Linked DNA regions of Homo sapiens: all the other regions are linked to region 3. Evidence: chromatin loops called from intact Hi-C (ENCODE). Cell type or tissue: IMR-90. All regions are shown on one strand.

What was found. A loop is a pair of places that touch in the nucleus more often than their neighbours do. Peaks named below come from ENCODE experiments on the same cell type or tissue, not always from the same donor. Only the 100,000 strongest peaks of a DNase experiment are listed, where the experiment ranks them.
Region 1: it touches region 3 in a loop (4-fold over the local background); 4 of 110 quality-filtered maps call a loop at or near these places.
Region 2: a loop joins it to region 3, with 8 times the contacts of the local background. A loop is called at or near these places in 36 of 110 quality-filtered maps.

What each region holds. Positions count from the first base shown.
Region 1 is chr6:83,376,936-83,384,935 of GRCh38, reverse strand. All of the region lies in intron 3 of ME1 (malic enzyme 1), which reads left to right. Among named protein-coding and RNA genes, the nearest start is that of ME1, 50 kb to the left of the region's middle. In IMR-90, a CTCF peak has its summit at 4,041; DNase peaks (open chromatin) are centred at 3,865, 5,735 and 6,105; H3K27ac peaks cover 1,069 bases.
Region 2 is chr6:83,413,841-83,421,840 of GRCh38, reverse strand. The region is part of intron 1 of ME1 (malic enzyme 1); the gene reads left to right. Among named protein-coding and RNA genes, the nearest start is that of ME1, 13 kb to the left of the region's middle. In IMR-90, a CTCF peak has its summit at 3,765; a DNase peak (open chromatin) is centred at 3,750.
Region 3 is chr6:83,217,795-83,225,794 of GRCh38, reverse strand. It overlaps ME1 (malic enzyme 1), which reads left to right. Exons shown (of 14, transcript NM_002395.6): 12 at 1,862-2,035. Among named protein-coding and RNA genes, the nearest start is that of RWDD2A, 28 kb to the right of the region's middle. In IMR-90, a CTCF peak has its summit at 3,724 (motif pointing left); a DNase peak (open chromatin) is centred at 4,294; H3K27ac peaks cover 306 bases.

The sequences.
Region 1 (8,000 bases), 160 kb before region 3:
CACAACCAGGTCATCTTTGACAAAGTCAACAATAACAAACAATGGAGAAAGGACTCCCTATTCAATAAATGGTGCTAGGATAACTGGCTAGCAACATGTAGAATATTGAAACAGAATCCCTTCCTTTCACAATTAACTCAAGATAGATTAAAGGCTTAAATGTAAAACCTAAAACTATAAAACACTAGAAGAAAACTTAAGAAATACCATTCTGGACATTGGCCTTGGCAAATAATTTATGACTAAGTTCCCAAAAGCAACTGCAACAAAAACGAAAAAAGGACCCTAATTAAAGAGCTTCTGCACAGCAAAAGAAACTATTAAAAGAATAAACAGACAACCTACAGATTGGGAGAAAATATTCACAAACTATGCATCTGACAAAGCTCTAATATCCAGAATCTATTAATATAAGGAACTTAAATTTACAAGCAAAAACCAAACAATCCCATTAAAAAGTGGGCAAAAAACAGACACTTCTCAAAAGAAGACATGAAAAACTGTTCAACATCAGTAATCATCAGAGAAGTGCAAATCAAAACCACAGTGAGATACCATCTCACACCAGTCACAATGACTATTATTAAAAAGTTAAAAAAAATCAGATGTTGGTGAGGTTACAAAGAAAAGAAATGCTCGTACACTGCTGGTGGGAATGTAAATTATTTTAGCCACTGTAGAAAGCAGTTTGGAGATTTCTCAAATAACTGAAAACTGAACTACCATTCAACCCAGCAATCCCATTATTGGGTATATACCCAAAGGAAAATAAACCATTCGACCAAAAAGACACATGCACTGGTATGTTCGTTGTAGCATTATTCACAATAGCAAAGACATGGAATCAACCTAGATGCCCACCAGCAGTGGATTGGATAAAGAAAATGTGGTGCGTATACACATAGAATACTACACAGCCATAAAAAGAATGAAATCATGTACTTTGCAGCAACATGGGTGCAGCAAATTGTCAATTTTAACTCAATACTATATGTTTTATTGTATATTTTGTAATAATATTTTATCTTTGCTATGGTAAAATTTATAAAATAGTTGATAGAAGGATTCCAAATTAAATGTTATCTACTTAAATCCTTAAGGATATCAAATTTTATTTTTTTCTAAGCAAAGAAGTTTCTCATTTAACAGTATAAACCCTGATCTTAATATGATTGGTGGCTGAATTAATGGCATTTATAATAATTTGGAGAATATCATATTTTACAAAAATAGTGCTGCCTTGTGAAATAAAACATTTTCACTATGAAATGAGGTAATTTATTTTAAAAGCTGAAAATGTGCAAGTATATTATTTCCCTCTTTAAATAAGTTCATTTTTATTGTCAACGTGCCAAATAAATGCCATCTGCCTGATGAGATCAGTGTTACCTTAGGATTCTTTCCAGTGCTTTTTACCATGAAAAGTACTTTGGAGTTTATCAGAACAACAGTCTATTTATACTTAATTAATTGGGTGCTTGTACTAGTTTTAAAGTGAATAAATGAAGAAGAGGTTATATAAAATTATTTTCTGTACATTTTGAGTCCACATTTATTTGGAAACAATAGTTGAGCTGTGATATGTAGAGATTGAGTCAGTAACATTTGCTATTTGTTGATTTTTAAAACCTGCTCATTTTATAATGTAAAACAATCATTCAGAGGAAAGTATCACCAGATAGTAAGTGCCAGAGTTGGGGCTTGAACTTGTTTTCTTCCTCCTAATACTTTGCATTAGTAAGAGTCCTCCAGAGAAAAAAAACCAATAGTATATATGTGTGTGTGTATGTATGTATGTATATGTGTGTATATGTATGTGTGTATACATTTTAAGGAGTTGTCCCATGAGGCTCGCAAGTCTAAAATCTGCAGTTTGAGTCTGAAGACAGTCTGCTGGCAGAATTTCCTCTTTTTCGGGGGAGGTCAGTCTTTTTTAATAAGATTTCAGCTGACTGGATGAGGCCCATACACATTGTGGAAGGTAATCTGTTTTATTCAGAATCTACTGATTTAAATATTAGTATCATCTAAAAACTACCTTCATGGAAACATTTAGAATGTTTGACCAAACATCTGGGTACTATGCCTAGCTAGGTTGACACATGAAAATAGCCAATACATATTCCTAGACCAATCTTGAGTCTTCTTATCTTAGATTGATTATGTTTTCCAACTCTACTCTGAGTTGCTCAGAGAAGCAGCACTCTTATCATGTAGCTCCTTGGACCTTTCCCTATTGATTAATATGTGTTCTGATTTTCAAAAGGTAAAATGATGTATTATGTTTGTTAATTAAGATTATTTTCTCAAATACTGGAGTGTTTACTTGTGAAGAGTTTCATATATTGCTTTTCAGAGGAGCTTAATTCTAGCAGATATTTCTTAGGAATATTGCTCTACTATGGTTTCACTTTTAAAAGTTCCTAATACTGACTGGATTAATTATAGTAATTTAACATTTAAACCTAATTTTAGAAATTGTCAGATAATATTATTGACCATTCAATTCTTCCGGAAGATTCTTGCTTTTTCTTCCCAACCTTGCCATTTCTTTACAGTCTTTTAAATTATTGACTATGCTTATTATTTCCCTTCTCCTTCCTTCCTTTACCAGAAATTTATTGAGCGTCCACTGCATGCCAGGCACTTTACCAAGCATTGAGAATAGGTAAATAAAGACTTAATTTCTGCATTTGTGGAATTTACAGGTAATATTCAAGTGAACAAAGAAATACATGAGTACTGTTTGTGTTATGAAGGAAATGAACAGAGGACAATGATAAACAATAACAGGGGATTTCCTTTCACAGTATAGTTAGGGAAGTGCCTGTAAGGAGATAGTTTAGGCTGCCGCTTGAAGGATAAGGAAGCAGCTTGTGAAAATCAGGGAAAAAAAAAAGGAAAAAATAAAAACCTTTGAGCCTGAGGGGATAGCTTGTTCAAAAGATCTGGGACTGGGGAGGTGGCATGAGATGAAGTTTGAGGTAGACAGCAGTCTCATGCAGGGTGTGTGGGTCATGATAGAGTTTCATTATAAAGCTTAATCCATTTAAAAAGCCATTGAATATTCAAAGTAGACAGCATCTAACTAAAGTTTTAAAAGATTACTCTGGCTGCCATGTGGATAAAATATTAGAAATGAGAGCTAGAATGGAATGGAAAGGGCACTAAGAAGACTTGCAGTATTGGATCCCTTTCCAATTCTTAATTGCTTTGAATGCACTTGATCCTCTTAAGATATGGAGCAAGGAAATCAAGAAAAGCTGTAAGCTAACAGAGTTGCCAATAGCAGCAACCAGTTCACATGGGAATAATTCCACAGTCTTGTAGTCCTGTACTGATGGCTATAGGTAGGTGAGGTGATAGGGATATGGACACACAGCATGTAGGTATATACACAGACTCTAAATACATCAGCTGGAGATAAGAAGGTCTCCTGTACATAAGACTTTCTCAAGCTTGCAGTAAGCTGAGATTGCACCACTGCACTCCAGCCTGGGCAACAGAGCGAGACTCCGTCTCAAAAAAAAAAAAAAAGAATTTCTTAAGCTTGCAGGCTTAATATAGTTCATTTTATTTATAGCCCAAGTCAATCACCTCACTATCTTGTCCTTTACTCACTGTACAAATCCATCCTGAACCAATCCTTTCTTGCCCTCCCAGAAGAGCCAATTAGATCATGTTCTATGAAGCCAGTAAGTATTGTTCATTTCATTTCTGTGCACCTATTTTTTAATTAAAATATTATTAATGTGGGGGTGGAGTGCTATAATTCTGCCTGCACAGTTCAATTTCGGCTGGGCCTTCTGCTCCTCAGTGTTTCATTCCAGCTGTGTTTTTGGCTCATCTCACTCTTGCAGTTACAAGAATGTAAACACTCTGCAGCCTTATCCTCCTTATCTCAGATATTTCTCTCCATGTTCCCCATGAATTCATTGGTTCAGCTTTTTATTTCCATGAACTATATCTAATACATTTCCTTTCTTCAATTATTTCCTTCTTAATCTGTTCAGCTAACTGCAGTGATCCATTCCACCCACTAAAATGTTGGTTCTTGCCAAGGTTTTATTCTGGGTTCTATTTTCTTTTTATTCTATATATTCTCTTAGTCACATGTAATTGGAGAATTTCCAAGTCAATATTTGTAGCCTAGATTTCTTTTCCTAAGATTATTACTCGTATTTTCAACTACTAAGTAGCTCATCTTAATATGGCAAACAACTACTTCCACTTACCCACTCCCCAGCCTAACATCCCAGGCTCCCAGGTTTTCTAACATTGTAAGGTGCAACATCATTCATTCAGTTACTAAAGCAAACACCTCAGAGATAATCAGGATTTTTTCCCCTTCCTTTCCCTTTTTGAGCATTAGAAATTGTATCCCTTAATTATCTATTGAGTCTCTTTTGTCCTTTCAATCCCCATTGCCACTTTTTTTTAGCTAGGTTCTTCTTGTTTCTTTCCTGGACTACTACTGCATATTTACCCTTGAAGACTGTCAAAAGGGAGTGGATTTTCAAAAAGATATATCTAATTATGTCATTCTCCTGACTAAAATAACTGAATGGCTCCCCATTTCCCCCATGATAAAATTCAAACTCTTTAGCATGATATTCAAGGATTTTTGTAATTTGACTTCTTTGCCTGCTTCTCTGTCATCTCTTTCCTATTCCTCCCACTCATGTCCCTACCCCAAGTTGAATGCCCTCGAAATCCCCTGGGCATTTTCACAATCTATTTCATATTGATGGTGTAGTAACTGACTTTCTTTTCTATCTACTGACTGATTTTTTTCTTGAGGGTAGCAACTCTGTATCTTTCAGCTATACCCCTGAACTTAGTAGAATTAGCAATTTTTGTTAAGTGAATAAATGGGCAATAAACTATGACAAACATTGCCAGCCTTGTATGTGCTTTGGACCTGAAGAGGGTTGGTTTGAATCCCTCCATTTCTTCTTACTAAATGTCTCATCTGAACTTTAGTTTCCTCTTCTGTAAAATGAGTATTGTTACTTTGTTTAAGTAAAATGTTCCCTCTTAAACCTTTCTTTTGACAAGAGGTATATAGAACTTAAAAACTGATTTATCTACAATTCAAATGTACGTACAGTTCTCAAATATCAAATTCTTTCTTATAAAGCAGAAGTTTCTACGTATTGAAACTTAGTTTGAAACGTGATTACAGAAATTATCATTGGAACATAATTGGTTTAATGTTATAACATGTATTTAGTAATATATAATAATGGAAAAGGATGGATGTCATCTGACTCATCAACTAAAAAAATAATTTTAAGAACTGGATTTCAAAAAACCAAGCAAATGTAAATTATGTATTATAAATATCATTAATGAAGATATTTCTAAGACACTAACAAATCAAGATTCATATAAAAATTACTGAAAACGGTGTTTACAAGCATTCATAGAATGCAAAGGAAGCTATTATGTTATTCTGTCTCACGACTAGTATATCATATTTAGTACCTTAAAGGAAATACAAGTATTTCTGAAGACAGGTGGAAAGTGTTAAATCTAAGTGATAATTTAAACTATATAAAGTTTCTCAAGAAAGTCCTCACCCAGAAAACAATCTATTTTATATTGGGGAGTTCTTTCTTTTTCACATGAGCAGATGAGGTCACTAATTTTTCTAGTAAGATAAATAAGATACTGATGTTGTAGATTTCTTTTTGCAAAGATTATTTCTTTACCAAATTTAGCTTGTGACTTATCTTGCAGTTATAAGACATTCCTAACATGTGACTGTTAAAGTCTTGGAGATGGTAGTATGGTTTCTTTATTACTTTTCATTATTTCTCATGCAACAAAATAGAGCAGAGTTTATTTTAAAATGTGAAAAGTTACACTAATGAAATTCATTTTATTAGTGTTGAAAATAAGGAAGTAATTAGAGCATTTCTATAATAAATAAGTAACCATCATGAGCAATGCCAAAGAATATATTGAACTGTTTTCTTCTTGCTTTTATTTGGAAATGAGGTACATGCTAGAAAACAATACAAAACAAAAACCTCAAGCAATCCCAGAGGGCAGTCTTCTTTAGTTTGTACCCAGAGAAAACCACTAATGACTATGGTAGGAAGAATTCCTTGTGGTTGGAAAACAGATGAACAAGTTGCTGAAAGTCTCATTTATGTATTAAGCCAGTTCAGTCAGTTTGAGAGTTACATGAAGGATTTCTGTTGTCCAAGTATCTGCTAACTGCCACATTGAATTGGTTAAAAAAAAAAAAAAAAGAGGAAGAAAGAAAAAACCTTCCCTCTCATGTCTTCTCCAATCAATGGACAAATATAAATATCTGAATAAAGAAGATACCTTCTAGTTTGATACTTTAACAATATAGCAAACTGTCTTCGGCAAAGATTATTTCTGACTCATTCAACCTGATTTACAGGCATATGTAACTTTCATTGTATCTAGTTTTTGTCAGGGTCTATATGAGAAAAAAATACCAAGTAGAGAAAATTCTTTTATATCTTTCATTGAAACTGTGGTTAGAAACAATGTCTACAATGTTGTTCAATGTGCTTTATATAAAGACCCATTTGATAAATTCCTCTCAAAATCAAAGAAATGCCTTTTTTTCTTCTTTCTCTCTTGCTAGAATTGAGAACTAATTCAGTTTTTCCTATTGAGCTTTGCCTATATACTATTTTATGCTCAATTATAGTAGTTTTCTTTAGAACATCTTTTTCCTGTCTTTTCCCCACCCCCCCATTGTATTAATTATTTTTAATGAATGAGTCTTGCAAACACACATTTTAGATAGTTGTTAGCCCTTGAGTTCCTCCTAGGCTCAGTGGAGGGCTCGTGTCCTTTAAAAAAAATAATCTGACCCACTTTAGCAGAGTCTCACACTTTCTTCCTCCCCTGGGTATGGGGCACCTTACTGCAGCTCAGAGAAAACAGAGTAAATCTTGCCTGTCTTCTGGATCTCTGTGGTTCCTCTCATTTTTCTATGGTTTGAATAATTTCATGATTTTACTGAATCTGTGACTTTATTAATTATTGCCTCAAACCTTTTTAAATTTATTTGAATCCACTAGCAATTTATTTTAGTTTAAATGGAAAAAAAAGATCACAAACTAAAACCATAATTTGAGTCTTTGTTTTTTAAAAATACTTTCTAAACACCAATCCCTTTGCCTTCCCAGCTATGAACATAGTTAATTAGCAAGATCTTGGGGAAATCTGAAGGCTGAGATCCCAAAGGCTTCATATACATTTTTTTTCAAATAATTATTTACCAACCTAGTACCTCTCCCTTTTAAATTAAATTATTATATTATATATTTGGGAGTTTAAAAGTTTAAGTTATTTTGATTGCCAGTATGCTGCCAAATATTGGGTTAAATTTAAGTATTTCCAAAAACTATGCTCTCAAGTCTGCAATTGCATGTTTGAGAGTGACTGGTAATTTCATCAATGCCAGATGATTATCATTCCTCTTTCTGAAAAGACATTTTTGATAGAAAGTTGTTTTTTTCTTTCTTATTACTAAATGTCAAAGAGTTTTGTTTAGCAGTGTCACTTAATTCTTAGAACTGTTTCCAAGTCATGTGCCAAAAAACATGTAGAGATATATTATGGAAACTTATTTTTAATTGATGTGCCAGTTGACAACTAGATTATATTCTCCTTCAAAATTGTTGAAAGCAAAGAATTAGAAGCCACTTGAATTTCAAAAGGATTTGTTACCCCATCATCATAATCATCACTTTTTAAATTTCTGAAAACTGTCTCCAAAAGTCTTTACCAAGATTTTTCAAATGGTCTAATATCTGTTATTTTTTCACTTAAAGTCATTTAATCTGAGATACTTATAAAGGGTTGGGAAAATTAAAATATTAGTTTTGATACATTTCCACAGTATAAACTTTTTCAGTATGAAATGTGTGTATCTTACACTTTTGTCATAAACTTGAAGTTACAGATTTCATTCCTTGATGTATTGGAAAATACTTGCCATGTAACCT
Region 2 (8,000 bases), 200 kb before region 3:
GGCATCTGTCGTGGTTATTGCTTCTGCCATCCCCGTGGGATTACCTGGGAGTTGGGACTAGAGAGGTGGAAAAGAATATTGGATGTTCTTCCTTCTCTGACCTTTAAGCACCCCCTTTCTGATTCTTGGACCAGAAAGATAAGGCTTCTCTTGGCAGTCTTTGTACACAATCAATTGCACTTCCAGCTTTTCTGCTGCTTTTGAGTCAAGGCCAGTTGATTACAGCAGAGAGAAAAAAAAGCCAGGCCATATTGGAGGAAAAAATGCCAGGAAACTTAATCTGGTTTTGTCGTACTTTAGATTCTAATCTTCTTCCTTAGTTCTTCTGCTATCATGTATTTTTCAGTCTTCAAATAGCTGCTCAACGCATTCTATACAAGGATTATTGTTGGATTTAGTGGGAGAGACAAGGTATACTATAGCTACCACTTTGCACAGAACCAGACCCTCAGGTTGTTATTTTTAAGGTATGAATGTGTGAAACTCAGTCTAACTTGATTTTAAGTTCGGAGAAGAAAAATACCAGGCAATTGGTTCCCAAATGTACACTCAACATTTTTTCCCTTTTTACTGGGTACATAGTTGCTATACCAATCAATATTAATAATAAAGATTATTGTGTGGAAATGGTTCATGTAAGACAAAAACTCTATACATAATTTATAAAATGTCTGTGTTCTAAGGATTTAGAAAGAAGTTTTGCCTTTTTGATATCTACATACTTCATTTGTGCCCCTTTTTGTGCTGTGAAGGAGAAGAGCAAGTTCGACGTTCAGAATTTCTTTGGGGTTCCCTCTCTTGGCTTTGGGCCCCCCCTCCCTGTCTGCATACAGGGAAGCTTCTTTCTTTCTTTCCCCTTCTTTTGTGCCTATTAAACTGTCCACTACTTAAAACCAAAAAAACAAAAAACTAAAAACAAAAAAACAAAAAACAAAAACAAAAACAACAACAACAAAAAAACCCAACAACAACAACAAAAATTTCTCTGTGGATGTGGGAAGGAGTGTTATACTGTTTTGCATCATAGATTTATCTTTCAACATAGTTGCTCTTAGGGCCTGGAATGTAGTAGGTATTCTGTAATAATTTGTTGAATGAATGAATCAGGGATTATTCTTGAAGTAACACTGTTTTACCTTGCAGATATTGCTATAACCTCTCAGGAGTTCACATCCTACCTTGTGGGATAAATGCACAATAACCTCTTTTATATGCTGTTGAATGTGTGTTGGAGAATCTCTTTTCCTTAATGGGTATAAGGATGACCACTATATCATTTAGGATTAGGTTTTGCTACATATAACAAAAAAGCAAAATAAAAGTGAGTTAACTAAGATACAGCTTAATTAAGATAAACTGTTCTGTGGGTCCACAAAGTCATCAGGAACGTAGGCTTCTCTTTTGCTGCTCTGTCATCTTCAGGATCACTTCATGGTCCTAACTGAGTATGTAGGTCTAAAGATACCACCTACAGACTGGGCGCAGTGGCTTATGCCTGTAATCCAAGCACTTTGGGAGGCTGAGGCAGGCGGATCACTTCAGGTCAGGAGTTCGAGGCCAGCCTGGCCAACATGGTGAAATTCCATCTCTACTAAAAATATAAAAATTAGCTGGGCATGGCGGTGGGCGCCTGTAGTCCCAGCTACTTGGGAGGCTGAGACAGGAGAATCACTTGAACCCAGGAGGTGAAGGTTGCAGTGAACCAAGATCGCACCACTGCACTCCAGCCTCGGTGACAGTGCAAGGCTCCGTCTCAAAAGAAAAAAAAAAGATACCACCTACACATTCCAAGATGGCTGCTGGAAGAAATGAGAGAATTACAAGAAGGCCTGCTTTTCAGTGAAGTCCCCTCTTTTAAAGTAGCCTTCCCCACATTTCACATGATACTTCCACTTAGGACTCATTGTTCAGTACTCTGTCATATGGTCACATATAACTACAGGGGAGTCAGGAAATGTCTTTTATTTAATGCATTGCCACCCCAAATAATATTAGGATTCTGTTCCTGGAAAGGAAGAGGGAAATAGATGTTGTCGTAGGCAATTAGCAGTCTCTACCATAGCCAGAGCTGCCAGAAGCAAAAGGAATGAGATTTAATAAATGAAAATATTAAATATGAATGTAATATTCTTGAAAATTGAGGTGAATGGTTCTTAATATTTTAAAAATAGTCTTATAGATTCGCTTTATAAAAATAAGATATAATAATGTGAAAAGTATGTCTGCCACTTCTGTGTCTGGGCTAGCTGGTTCCCCTCCCTAAAGGCAACCACTGTTGCCAGTGACCAGTGTTTTCATTATATACTAGAGATATTGTATGAAGTATTTTTTAAAGTTAATTTTCATAAGTTAAAATGTTATTGATACAGGACATGAATCAGATATGCCCTTAGTGTGGTAGATAGGAGATAATGTTATAAAGAAAAATGTTTCAGGTGGGAGTATGTATGTGAATTTTATAGAGACACCGAAAACAGATTAAGAATCATGATATCAGGTTGAGCCATCTATGATTTGCCTGGTAGTCTGAAACTAGTTCTGAAGCATTGTTCTACCCACCACCTTTTGTTTTTTTAAAATCTGAGCTAGCCTTAGTATGTGGATTCCTTAATACGGTGAGTGATAAACATGCGGGTTGGCTATTGCTAAACTCACAACATTTTTATGAAATGGAATAACTAGTCAGGAAAGGTACTGGGGCTTCCCATACTTAGGATAATGTTTGAAACTTCTTACCTGGTTAACTAGGACTTGCCCACTCAGGTTCGTACCTTTCTTTCTAGTGCTCATCTTTTATCATTTCTCACAGTTGGTGCAGTTTCCTTCCCTACGCTTTCCCTGAGAAGCCAAGCTTTTCTGCATTAGGGGTTATATACATGCTGTTTCTTCTCTACCTACCCCCAACTTTTCACCTGGTCAACTGCTACTCTTTCTAGTCATCCTTCAGATTGCATTTTGACATTACTCCTCAGTGAACTATTTCTCTAACTGTCTAAATTAAGTTCTTCCTTTTCTTTTCCCTGTACTTATCACAATTGTTATAGTTATTTGTGTAGCTTTTCATATAATATCCTGTTAAGCTCTTTATATTGTAAGCCTAATGAGACTATGGATCATACCTGACAAGCCACTGTTTCGTTGGGGTAGTTCCTGTATGCATTGTAAGCATTCACTCAATGATATCTGTGAGTGTGATGATTAATTTTATCTGTCAACTTGCTTAAGCCACAGGGTGCACAGACATTTGTTCAAACATTACTCTTGTAACTCTTGTAGTGTCAGTGAGAGTGTTTCTGGATAAGATGAACATTTGAACTGAGTAAAGCAGATTGCCCTCCCTAATGTGGGTGGGCCTCATCCAATCAGTTAAAGGACGAAAAAGCTGAGTAAGAGGGAACTTCTCCTGCCTGACTGTCCTGAAGCTGGGACATCAAATTTTTCCTGCCCTTGGACTCAAACTAAAATGTGGGCTCTTCCTGGGTCTTGAACCTCCTGGCTTTCAGACTGGATCTACACCATTACCATTGGCTCTCTTGGGTCTCTAGCTTGCTGGCAGCAGGTCTTTGGACTTGTCAGCCTCCATAATCATGTGAGCCAATTATACTATTTCTCTCATAATAAATCTCTTCATATATATAAAGGTTCAGTTTCTTAGGAAAACTGACCAATACAGCGAGCTTCACAACCGCCCATAAAGTAACTGTAAAAGCAGAGAGAAAACATTTCTGCAAATCTCCACAGTGGATCTGAAGCAAGAAAGCCATCTTGTGGTGTTTCTGGGAATATCATGTCTGAGGTATATATCCCTTAAGAAACTGAAACAGTCCTCTGCAACAGTTTTCAACATATTTTGTGCCAAAGGCACAAAAGTTGGAAAGTTGATGAAGTCTGTGGTCTCCTTAAATCAATGATTTTAAATAAACAGTATACATAATATTACAAAGGAAACCACTTGTAATTAAATATAGGTATCAAAATATTAACAAATATATTTACAAGTGTGTATTGTAAGATATATTCCTCTTTATTGAAGACTCATATAGCAAGATAATATATTTAAATATGGGCAATTTAAAGTAAAGTTTTATTTTTTAAAGAGATCAATATCAAGGTTGTCTGCATGACTGGCCTGTGTGCCTGTTCATGTTATTAAAAAAAGTTGGGCCTGGCGTTGTAGCTCATGCCTGTAATCCCAGTACTTTGGGAGGCCAAGGCGGGTGGATCACAAGGTCAAGAGATCGAGACCATCCTGGCCAACATGGTGAAACCCCGTCTCTACTAAAAATACAAAAATTAGCTGTGCATGGTGGCACGCGCCTGTAGTCCCACCTGCTTAGGAGGCTGAGGCAGGAGAATGGCTTGAACCTGGGTGGCGGAGGTTGCAATGATCCGAGATCACGCCACTTCACTCTAGCCTGGGCGACAAAGTGAGACTCCGTCTCAAAACAACAACAACAACAACAACAACAAAAAACAACAAAAAAAACATGTTAGTTAGGCACAGTGGCTCCTGTAATCCCAGCACTTTGGGAGGCCAAGGGAGGAAGACTGCTTGAGGACAAAGGACAGGAATTTGAGATCAATCAGGGCAACATAGTGAGACCCTGTCTCAAAAAAAAATTTTTTTTCCAGATGTGGTGGTGTATGCGTATAGTTCCAGCTACTCAAGAAGCTAAGGCAAGAGGATTGCTTGAGCCCAGGAATTCGAGGCTGCAGTGAGCTATGATTATACTACCGCACTCTATCCTGGGCAACAGACTGTCTCTAAACAAAGCAAAACAAAGCAAAACAAAACCTTATTGCAGATCTAAAGCTACAGTAATTTCAAAGTAATGAAGAACATGAATGTTATTTCCAGATACATGCCACAGATGTAACATGGCATAAAAATAATTGTTATTTCTATTATGACAAAGACACAGAAACTACTTTTTTTTTTTTTTTTTTAGACAAATCTCACTCTGTCACCCAGCCTGGAGTGCAGTGGCATGATCTTGACTCACTGCAGCTTTGACTTCCCGGGCCAAAGACATCCTACCACCTCTGCCTCCCAAGTAGCTGGGACTACAGGTGCATGCCACCACACCCAGCTAATTTTTTTCTACTTTTTTTTTGTAGAGATGGGGATCTCACTATGTTGCCCAGGCTGGTCTCGCACTCCTGAGCTCAAGCGATCCTCCTGCCTTGGCCTCCCAAACTGCTGGGATTAGAGGCGTGAGTCACTGTGCCTGGCCAGGAACTACTATTATGTCTCTTGTTTATTTCATTTAAAATGGAAGGAAATACTAAATCTCATAGAGTTTGTGAAAAAGATGTCCAAGTTCAGGCCTCCTTAATTACTCATCCATACCTTGAGGATCTGTGATTAGGTCTGTGAATTTTAAGTTAAAAGCCTCTGATAGGGGGCTAAATTGGTTCTTCACCAGAAGCACTGACCTTGGTCTCTGAAAACTGATTCTTAAACTCAGAGGCTTTCAGACAATACTGAAATGTGAAGAATAAAAGTCAATATTCATGTAGCATGTGCATATTAGTGACTTTATTTTAAAACTTTGTACCATAAGCATTTATATAACACTTTATAATTTACGTAGGATGCAAAAACACCTGGTCTCATTTTTTTCTTCCCAACAACCCAGTGAAACACACATAACATGTACTATGTGTTCAGTAAATAGTTGATTAGTCTTATTTAGCAGATGCAATAATTGAGGCAAATCTCCATTTAACCCTTAACACCTTAAATATTTGCTCAAAATCAAGTGTTAAATAATATCTACTTGTGACTCAAACTTGACAAATGGTATACCCTTTAGTCTTATGTTGCTATTCAGTCATATTTGTTGGTGAAGTGTGCATCTAAATTTCTAGTGTATGGCTTATTACAATCTATTAAATACCAAAAATGTACTGAATAGCTGCCTACAACAAATAATTGTCTGTCCTAAAATGTCACTAGTACCAAGATTGAGAAACCTGGTCAAGATGAAAGTACTTTAAAAAATCCCCATAAACTCTGGCACTTATGCTGATATGTAGATATATATTTTGGTCAAACCAAAGTTGATCTTGAATGCCTGGTTTAAAGTCAATGAAAAAACTTGTTAATAGTGGATTAGTTTAATTAAATGATTTCCTAAGGTATATGTGGAAAGCTTAATTATTATTTGGGAGATTTTTAAATCATGAGCACTCTTTGTACTATTGCATAAATAAATCTTTGTTTGAAATTTGAATTCGGTGATTTGGTTATTCAAAATAGAACTACACAGAACCGAACTACAGAGTACTGAAAATTTGTTTCACATTAATGTATTTATACATCCATTTGCTTATTTAAAATTTATTAAGGCCCTGCTCCATCCCGACATTGTACTAGGTGCTGTCATACAAATATGAATAGTATAGTGCCTGTCTTCCAGACCTGGGTAAAATGGCAGGTAAGCAGAAACAATGAACTATGGGACATTCTATGATAGAATTATCCCTTGAAGGAGATCATTATTCAGGAATAGGCAAAGGACACAGGAAGAAACAGACATTTGCAACTTCGTGTGTAAATTAATTGGTAATTAAATGTGTTGGAATTGCTGTCTAATGTTCATAGTCTGCAGATTCTTCTATTAGCTTGAAGAGTTAAGAAATCAAGACACAATAGAGGATTATTTTATAATTCTGATCTTTCTGGTTCATTATATGAGTAATCACTATACACACTATCATAGGCATAGAGGATTTTGTCACATATATAAGATTTTAAAAAATAGTATAAAGGTACGTATGATAACTAGGAAGTCTATTGGCAACCAGTGGTTTATTTGGATTATTCATACACGTTTCAATTGAAGATCTTAAATTTTGATTTTTCATCATTTGTGTCCATTGCTAGTTTCAGGTATTTACTGAGAAGTCTCAATCTGCTTATTTAACAGATACTTTTCTCTATTGGTTTAGTGACAGTGAAATTTGCCTTACAACTTGTTATGATAAAATAGTGCTCCATCTTGCTGAAAAGCTTTTGAAATTTTTCAAATGATTTCAATGATTTCAAGAGATATATTTGGGAAAATTTAGTGTTGACATTGTTGGCTAACAATTTTTCAGCCTTACAAAGAATCTATAACGATCAGTAATAAGACTTTTAAGTGAGAAATACTTAAACCTCTCATCCAATGTTTTAAAAACCCATTTGCTCTCTTAGGTAGAGGTGTTCTTTCTTTTTTTAAAAAAAAATTTAAGCAAACATGTCATTTAAATCACAAAATTGTTACACTTGCTTATATCCTATATTCATACCTCAATGAAATAATTTTGGGGTACTATAAAGTGATATTTTGCTGTAAATTTTAGGGTATCAAAGGCCAAGACTTAGCTGAATATATTTTAGATATATTGTTATAATCATTAACAGGTTAAAATTACTTTATATCAGATATGAGTAAAAATTAATTACTATGGAATGAAAGCAAATGATCTTTTGTGTAAAGAAGCTGTGTTTAATATATTGTTGGCCTTAAATAATTGGTTTTCTGTCCTTTAAAGGAGACTAATAAAGAATTTGTTTGTATAGTTAAATGCATTCAAAGTAATTATTTTTATATGATTATTTTCTGATGTAAACTTTACCGTGTAAATACATATGTCATCTGGCTGATTTTTTTTGGGGGGGAAATGAGGTTGGATACCACCATAAAAATAAATTTTTTTAGTTTTTTTTTTTTTTTTTTTTCAAGATGGGGTCTTGCTCTGTCACCCAGGCTGGAGTGCAATGGTGTGATCTCAGCTCATTGCAACCTTAACCTCCCAGGATCAAATGATCTTCCCACCTCAGCCTCTTGAGTAGCTGGGACCACAGGCATGCACCACCATACCTGGCTAATTTATTTTCAATTTTTGTGGAGGTAGTATCTCCCTGTGTTTCCCAGGTTGGTGTTGCACTCCTGGGCTCAAGCCATCCTTCTGCTTTACCCTCCCAATGTGCTGGGATTACAGGTGTGAGG
Region 3 (8,000 bases):
TTTCTCAAATATAATTTTCCAAAACCTTTATATATGAAGTAATAATTTAGTTACATTAGAAAGTTGTTTATAACAAAATGTTTTATCTGCTAAAGAGCTTAAGGTATCAGACTTGTCTGAAAACAAAACCGAATTCTGTGCAAAACATAACAGTGTCTTATAAACAGCTAGATGAGAATTTGTTTTTCTGCCTCATCTATTTTCATCTTTTTGTCTCTCAAAGAAGGTTGAATTTCTGTTATACAACTTTAAGAACAACTAAAAGGTATATTATGACATTTGCTAAAAATAGGTTAATATTAATATCATTATTTAGACTCTAGATCCAAGAGATATGAAAGTTAAAACCCATTCTGTCATCGTTTAAACTATGCCTTGGGGATTTGATGCTTTAGACTTTTCAAATAGATTTCTTAGACTGTGATGCTTTATTTGTTTAGGGTTTCTGATTCCTACTTTGAAGCCTAAATACTCTCAACTAGATGTCCACTCTCACCATCACAGACAAATGTTCTTTTGATTAGCAATATGAAATGCAGCACCTAACAGGCCCTAGTTAATGCCTTTTTTTTTTTTTTTTTTTTTTTTTGAGATGGAGTCTCGCTCTGTCACCCAGGCTGGAGTGCAATGAATGGCACGATCTCGGCTCACTGCAACCTCCGCCTCCCAGTTTCAAGCAGTTCTCCTGCCTCAGCTTCCTGAGTAGCTGGGATTACAGGTGCCCACCACCACACCCAGCTAATTTTTGTATTTTTAGTAGAGATGGGCTTTCACCATGTTGGCCAGGCTGGTCTCCAACTCCTGACCTCAAGTCATCCACCCTCCTCGACCTCCCAAAGTGCTGGGATTACAGGCGTGAGCCACCGCGCCCAGCCAAGTTCATGCCTTTTTAAAGCAAGCAGTACATGAGATTCCTCAAAACAATTATGACAAAATATTAATACTAGGCAAAATGAAGACAATTGTTGAAAAATATTGATAACTTAATCTTCTTCTTCCTTGCCAATTCTACTCCTGCCAATGAGTTTGTTTCCTATGTGATTCTCCACATAACTATTTTATTTTATTTTATTTATTTATTATTATTATTATTTTTATTTTTTTTTTTTTTGAGCTGGAATCTTGCTTTGTCGCCCAGGCTGGAGTGCAGTGGTGTGATCTAGGCTCACTGCAACCTCTGCCTCCTGAGTTCAAGCGATTCTCCTGCCTCAGCCTCTCAAGTAGCTGGGCTTACAGGCACCCACCACCACTCCCCAGCCACTTTTTATATTTTTAGTAGAAATGGGGTTTCACCATGTTGGCCAGGCTGGTCTCAAACTCCTGACTTCAAGTGATCTGCCCCACTCGGCCTCCCAAAGTGCTGGGATTGCAGGCATGAGCCACTGTGCCTAGCCCACATAACTCTTTACAATATAGAAATATATATGATTTTCCCAGTTTTTATTTTGGAAATGTGTCGATTCCTAAACCCCAACCTAAAATATCATTATTTTCAATACTTAAATATTAGCCCATCATTTTTTATCTTCAGATGTCTATAATTGGAAGCCTATATAGAAATGGTTGATGAGCCTATCGGTTGAACCACTGCAGAGAATAGAGTGATGGTCTTAGGGCATCCTGTACTTTGCATGCTCCTCCTGGAAGTAAAGAGTAAGACAGAGAATAGTAATAATCACCCATTCCAGAACTGGTTGCACAACATCACAAAAGCTTGTCCAGACTTATTAGCAAGTTAATAAAAAACTAGACTTCTTTCTAAGTACTTATAATTTAGGCTGTGGGGTAGTTCTGTTATGATACATTTGTTTTAAAATATTCTGCTTCTTTTTAAAGTGAGTTGTATGTGTCTTTGTTGTAGGGACGTGCAATTTTTGCCAGTGGCAGTCCTTTTGATCCAGTCACTCTTCCAAATGGACAGACCCTATATCCTGGCCAAGGCAACAATTCCTATGTGTTCCCTGGAGTTGCTCTTGGTGTTGTGGCGTGTGGATTGAGGCAGATCACAGATAATATTTTCCTCACTACTGCTGAGGTATTGTAAAATCCTCTAAGTTTACCAAGGGTTTAAAATACCAAGTGTGCTCAGCCTAGGTTGTCTAATGTTTTATTTATCTAGCATCTCAGCTTACTCTCTGAAAGAAGTAAAGTCTGAAGAACTTCCCAGTGGAGTATAAGGGGTGGGTAGCATGTTCATACTGACTCACAAACGAAAGGTTCTTCTTCAGTAGTCATTAGAAAAATTGTGTTTTTGATTTCTTAAGAGGAACATTTTTGTGTCTTCACACATCAGATCAAGTTCTGTGACAGTGATGGGACAATTAAAAATATTGTTTCCAGGGCTGGGTGTGGTGGCTCATGCCCCTAATCCCAGCACTTTGGGAGGCTGAGGCAGGCAGATCACTTGAGCCCAGGAGTTCGAGGCCAGCTTGGCCAACATGGTGAAACTTCATCTCTACTAAAAATACAAACATTAGCCGGGCATGGTGGTGTGTGCCTGTGATCCCCCCTGACTCAAGAGGCTGAGGCAGGAGAATTGCTTGAATCCAGGAGGCAGAGGTTGCAGTGAGCTGCGATTGCACTACTGCACTGCATCCTGGGCTACAGAGCTAGATTGTTACCTAAAAAAAAGCAAAAACAAAATTGTTTCCAAATGATGATTAAGTGGTAAATATTTCCCTGTTGAGAACAGTGCTTAATAATGAATGGCATTTTGAAGGTTTAAAGTGAAAGTCTGATATGGTATAGTGGACATGTTTATTATTCAGGGTTCAGTACAGGAGACAGAAACCACCCTAGTATTTAAGCAGAAATTAGATCAAAATAGGAAATTAGTTGTTTATAAAATCATTAAAAGAATAGGAGAAGTGAGCTCTGTCTGGGCCTTGAGGAAAGATTCTCAGAACATCACAAAGCAGGCCCACTGGGGAATCTTGTACTGTCATGAAACTGTGAAAGATCTGAGATTTTACTCTACTTGCAAGCTAACAAGTTAGCCACAATTTCATAGATATTGACAGAAGACATGAAACTCTTAGGTCAGAGACAAAGGACTTTGATAATTCCTGGCACAAGAGATATCATGAGCTGCATGTTCCTATCAGTTTCCCTCCTCCTCCCAAGCCTCAGCAGGATGATACGGTGATTGGGCATATATTTATAAAATCATGAGCTTTTTGATAATCATCAGGTTGATGTTCATCAGGTTGATATCATGTTTCAGATTTGAACAGGTAACCATTTATGGATGAGAAACTTGAGTGAATTTCTTTTCTTACGATTAAACCTTTGCAGCTGAACTGATCCAAAGAACTTGATTGATATTCAAATATTTTTATCCTGCAAATATTTTTTCCATTGTGAAGAGGAACCCCAAGAATGTAGACAAAGATTCTTATGTTACTGATGTGATCTAAAGGAGCATAATCTTGGTGGCTAGCACCCGGTGTCATTCTATGAGAACAGATGCTTGGAAGCAATAATGTTCTCCTGTCGTTTTCTTCACTGCATTAAAAAGCATGCCAGCTGATGTCACAGGTTTTCTTTAACTCAGAAAATCTTGTTAAACATAAATGGATGTCTAATTACTAAGAGAGCATGTAAAAGTAGCTTTTGCATTAAGGAAAATGTAATCATTGTCTTTTAGAATAGGCACATCAGAGTTTTGGTTACCTGCAGTAGTCAGTGTTTTCTTTCTTAAATAACTCTAGCACCCTCTAGTGACAAATTCCGTGAAAAATATTTTCAGTTTACTCTCCAAGAAAAGTAATAATCACTACCAAAAAACACTTTGAAGGAAAAAAAAAATGTGGTGTTGTCAACATACCACATCACTAATTCTTATCATAGCTAGTGATCTCTCTGGCTGCATCTCTTGGCCTTTCTACTGGTTTTCTCTTAGGCTTCAACACAATATTCCTGTTTTTTATATCATCTAAATTATGTCCCACTCATTATTTTCCTTGTCTCCTTTTCATCTCCCTTTTAAGTAAGAGTTTTTTTTCTAGCATTCATTTTTTGTTACCAGTTTTTTCTTCTCTTTTTCTTATGCTTTCAAAGATCTCATTCATTCATTCATTTCTATTATCTTCATTCTAGTAGTGGCCAAATCTGTGTATCTCTATTCTCATCTTTTTCCATATCTCCAGTTGCCTGTTGGGTAATTCCACAGACATGCCCTACTGTGTCCTTAAACACAACATTATGAAAGCCTTCCTTATCTTTCCTCACTGTCAGCATTCACATTTTTATTAGTGATACCCCCTTTCCAAGCAGGCAGCAAAGCTTAGAAGCTTGACATTCTTTTCATTCTCCCTCATCCCATAGCCTTCAAACACACCATGCATATGTATGCCTGTGTAACTGCTTTATCTCTTATCCTGTCTGGAAAGACCTGAGAATTATTCTCCAATGATCTAAGCTTCTCCTTTAGGGTACTGCTTAAATACCACCACATCCTGGAATCTTTTTGTGACAAGTCTAGCTCATCTTGATCTTTCTCCGTAGCCATGACTGTCTTTATTACACACTTTGACATTTAATTTTATTTCTGGTTATGATACACTCCTGAGAGCTTCCTATTGTAAAAGATTAGGTGTTGCCTTTATAACTAAATTGTAGATTATCTTTTTTTTTTGAGACGGAGTCTCGCTCTGTTGCCAAGCTGGAGTGTAGTGGTGTGATCTTGGCCCACTGCAACCTCCAACTCCCTGGTTCAAGCAATACTCCTGCCTCAGCCTCCCAAGTATCTGGGATTACAGGCACAATGCCAATACGCCCAGCTAATTTTTGTATTTTTAGTAGAGACGGGGTTTCACCATGTTGGCCAGACTGGTCTCGATCTCTTGACCTTGTGATCAGCCTGACTCGGCCTCCCAAAGTGCTGGGATTATAGGCATGAGCCACCGCGCCTGGCCTGTAGATTATCTTTTTTAAAGACAGAGAGTCTTCCATATACTTCTTTTAAAACTTCAGTAGTATCTAGCACCATGCTAGGCACAAAGCAGAAAATTAGTAAATACTTTTTGAATAGGATTAAATAGAATGAGTCATGTATCTTAGCAAGAGGAATAAATACAATACCACAAACGTTCACTACCAGATGGCCCCAAAAAGAAGAAAAGTACTTCTTGTCTAGATTATATTTTGTAGTTAACAAAAGTAACATATAGGAGATATTTCTGAATATTTTGTTTTGCAACCACAAATTTAATAACTGTTAGGATTATTGTCAAAATACTAGTTGAATCTCTTATGGAACTAGAAATGTCATGGGTTAGCACCAATCTCAAAGAATATTTCTGGACATTTTTATATCATGAAGAGATTTTTGGCTTTCCTGGCACTATAGACAGTCTTCTGGACCTCTGGTGATCAGCCCTCCTGGCCCTGTGTGGTCTGTAGTGTATCCTGGGAATAGACTCCTCACATCCTGTTCACACCTGGGAGACAAATCTCAGCCTCCTATCTTCACACCACTTCTCCTGAATCACAGGCTGGTGTCTTCTCATCTGCCTTGCTCCACTCCTTTCTGATATCTGCTCAGAGGACCCTTTAGATAATCATCATGGACAGTCACACATGGAGAGTAAGGATTCAGAATGATTCTTCTTTACTCAGCTATCCTGTGACTGTCTCCAATCTCTTTAAAATGACATTTGTGTGACATCCTAGAGAAGAAACAATGAAATTGAATGCCAGCAGTGTCCTGGTGTTTATAGGTGGAATACACATATTATGTCATATAAATAGTTGAAAAAACTTGAAGTTGATTCGTTATAGAACTTGCCCCCAAATCAAATAGCTAACAATCTATACACTGTAGAGCCAGATCTGACACCAGAAGCTATTTTGCTTCCATTTGGCCATGTGGGCTGCCTATTGGTTCTTTTTTAAAACAAAATAGCTGGCCAGATGCAGTGGCTCACGTCTGTAATCCCAACACTTTGGAAAGCTGAGGTAGGTGGATCGCTTGAGCTCAGGAGTTTGAGACCAGCCTGGCCAACATGGTGAAACCCTATCTCTGCTAAAAATACAAAAAAAAAAAAAAAAAAATTAGTTGGGCATGATGGCACACAGCTGTTGTCTCAGCTACTCGGGAGTCTGAGGCGGCAGAATCACCCAAGCTAAGGGAGATTGCCTACACTCCAGCGTAGGCAATCTGAGTGAGACCCTGTTTCACATACATACATACATACATACATAAAACAAAATAGCTAAGTTTAATTGAATACTTTTCTGACAGACACTGTCTGTGGTAAATTGTTTGCTGGCATTTATTTCATTCAATCCTTATGAATTAGGAAGTATTATTAGTCCTGTATTACTGATGAGAAAACTGAGGTCTAAAAAGGTTAATTAATTTGCCCAAATACAAAACAGACAGTAATTGATGGAATTAGAATTCAAACATAGGTCTACCTCACACCAGAGCCTGAGCCTTCAACCACCATGCTCTGACATCTTTTTAACATTGTGCTATTCATTTTGTTCTATCCAATTAAATACCAATACCTGACACCCAGAAAAGTTTTTGCTTTAACATCTAAGAAATTATTATTTAAATCTGCCACATCTCCTTTGCAGAACAACAAGAATTAATAAAGTTTTTTAAAAGTTTCAATTCAGTGGAGCAATTAACATAAAATGGTTTTATTTTGCCCCAGTCATTGTTTTAAATCATTCTCCACCAGCTCTCCCTCTTGTTTCTCTTAGTGCCATTTCGGTAAGAGCCCATAACTTTCAGTTCACTCATTCTTTTAATATTCTTTTAATTAAATACCTAACATATGCTAGGCATTATTCTGAGTGCTGAGAATACATCAGTGAACAACAATTAAACATCTGTGCAGTTCAAAATGTTATATCCAATTCAAATGTCATGTCCTCTCCCTGCAGTAGGAGAGGCCTGCAGTAGCAGTTAGAGAAAACCCATCTGTTCTTTTACTCTTTCTCTGAAGCTAGCACTTTGAGGAATTTGGGGGGAAATGTTTGGCTCGACTCTGAGAAACCTCCTCCCTCTTTTTGTTAAAGACTACTTCTTCAAATACGTTGGAGAAAAGAAGGAAGGGCATGGAAAAGGGCAAACATCTCTTTTATTAACTCGATTATTAACTCCACTAATTCTCTCTGGCAGGGTCCAAATCTGGCCCTCTGATGTAGGATGTCTGGCTTCAGCCTAGCTTCCTTACACTTCTTCAGGTCCCCAGGGATGCAGAGGCCTCCTCTGCTATGGCCGCTTGACCTTGGAAACTCATGTACCCATACCAGATCCACTGATGGGAATGTATACAGCTTACAGCCACCCTGTCTGTCTGGCTCTCCCTTTCCCATTCTCTTCTCTGCTTAAGTACACATACCTATAACTGCTCACGCTGAGGAGGGGAAAAGAATGCCCCCCAGTCTTTCCTTGAGGACACCATAAGCCTTTAAGAAGGAGTAGCATGCACCAAGAAGAGGGGAGGAAAAAGCCACTACATTACCCAGTAGGCCAAACCATGGTTCCAGCAAATTTCCCTGCCTCTCACTAGCTCAGCCTTCTGGAAGGGGGTGGCTGTGGTTTGTGGGGTTGGCAGGGCTGATTCTACTTTCTGAGGTAGATGGCAAGCCCCACTTGTTTGGTGACTTCCTGATAGTGTGGAATAGTTAACGTATCTTTGTCCTGAAGTTTGGGACCCTGATGACCAATTCTAGGGCAAACATCCTGTTACAAAGGCAAGAAATTAATGAGTTAAATGATGAGTTTATTATAAAATTATGGTCAACACCCTACAATTATATGTTATAATATTTTGTATAATATGTAGAGCAATACTAATCAAACAAATAGTTATACTAGTAACTTTACCTCCTTCTCCTTTCCATCTTACCTCTGCCTAAATGTCCCTGGTCAGAAGTCCTTAGTCACCGACGGGATTTAACTCCAAACTCCTTTTTTGACATTGATAATGCTCCAGTCCTTATTTCTGTACCCAGACCCTCTGCTCCCCCAGGTCAGGACA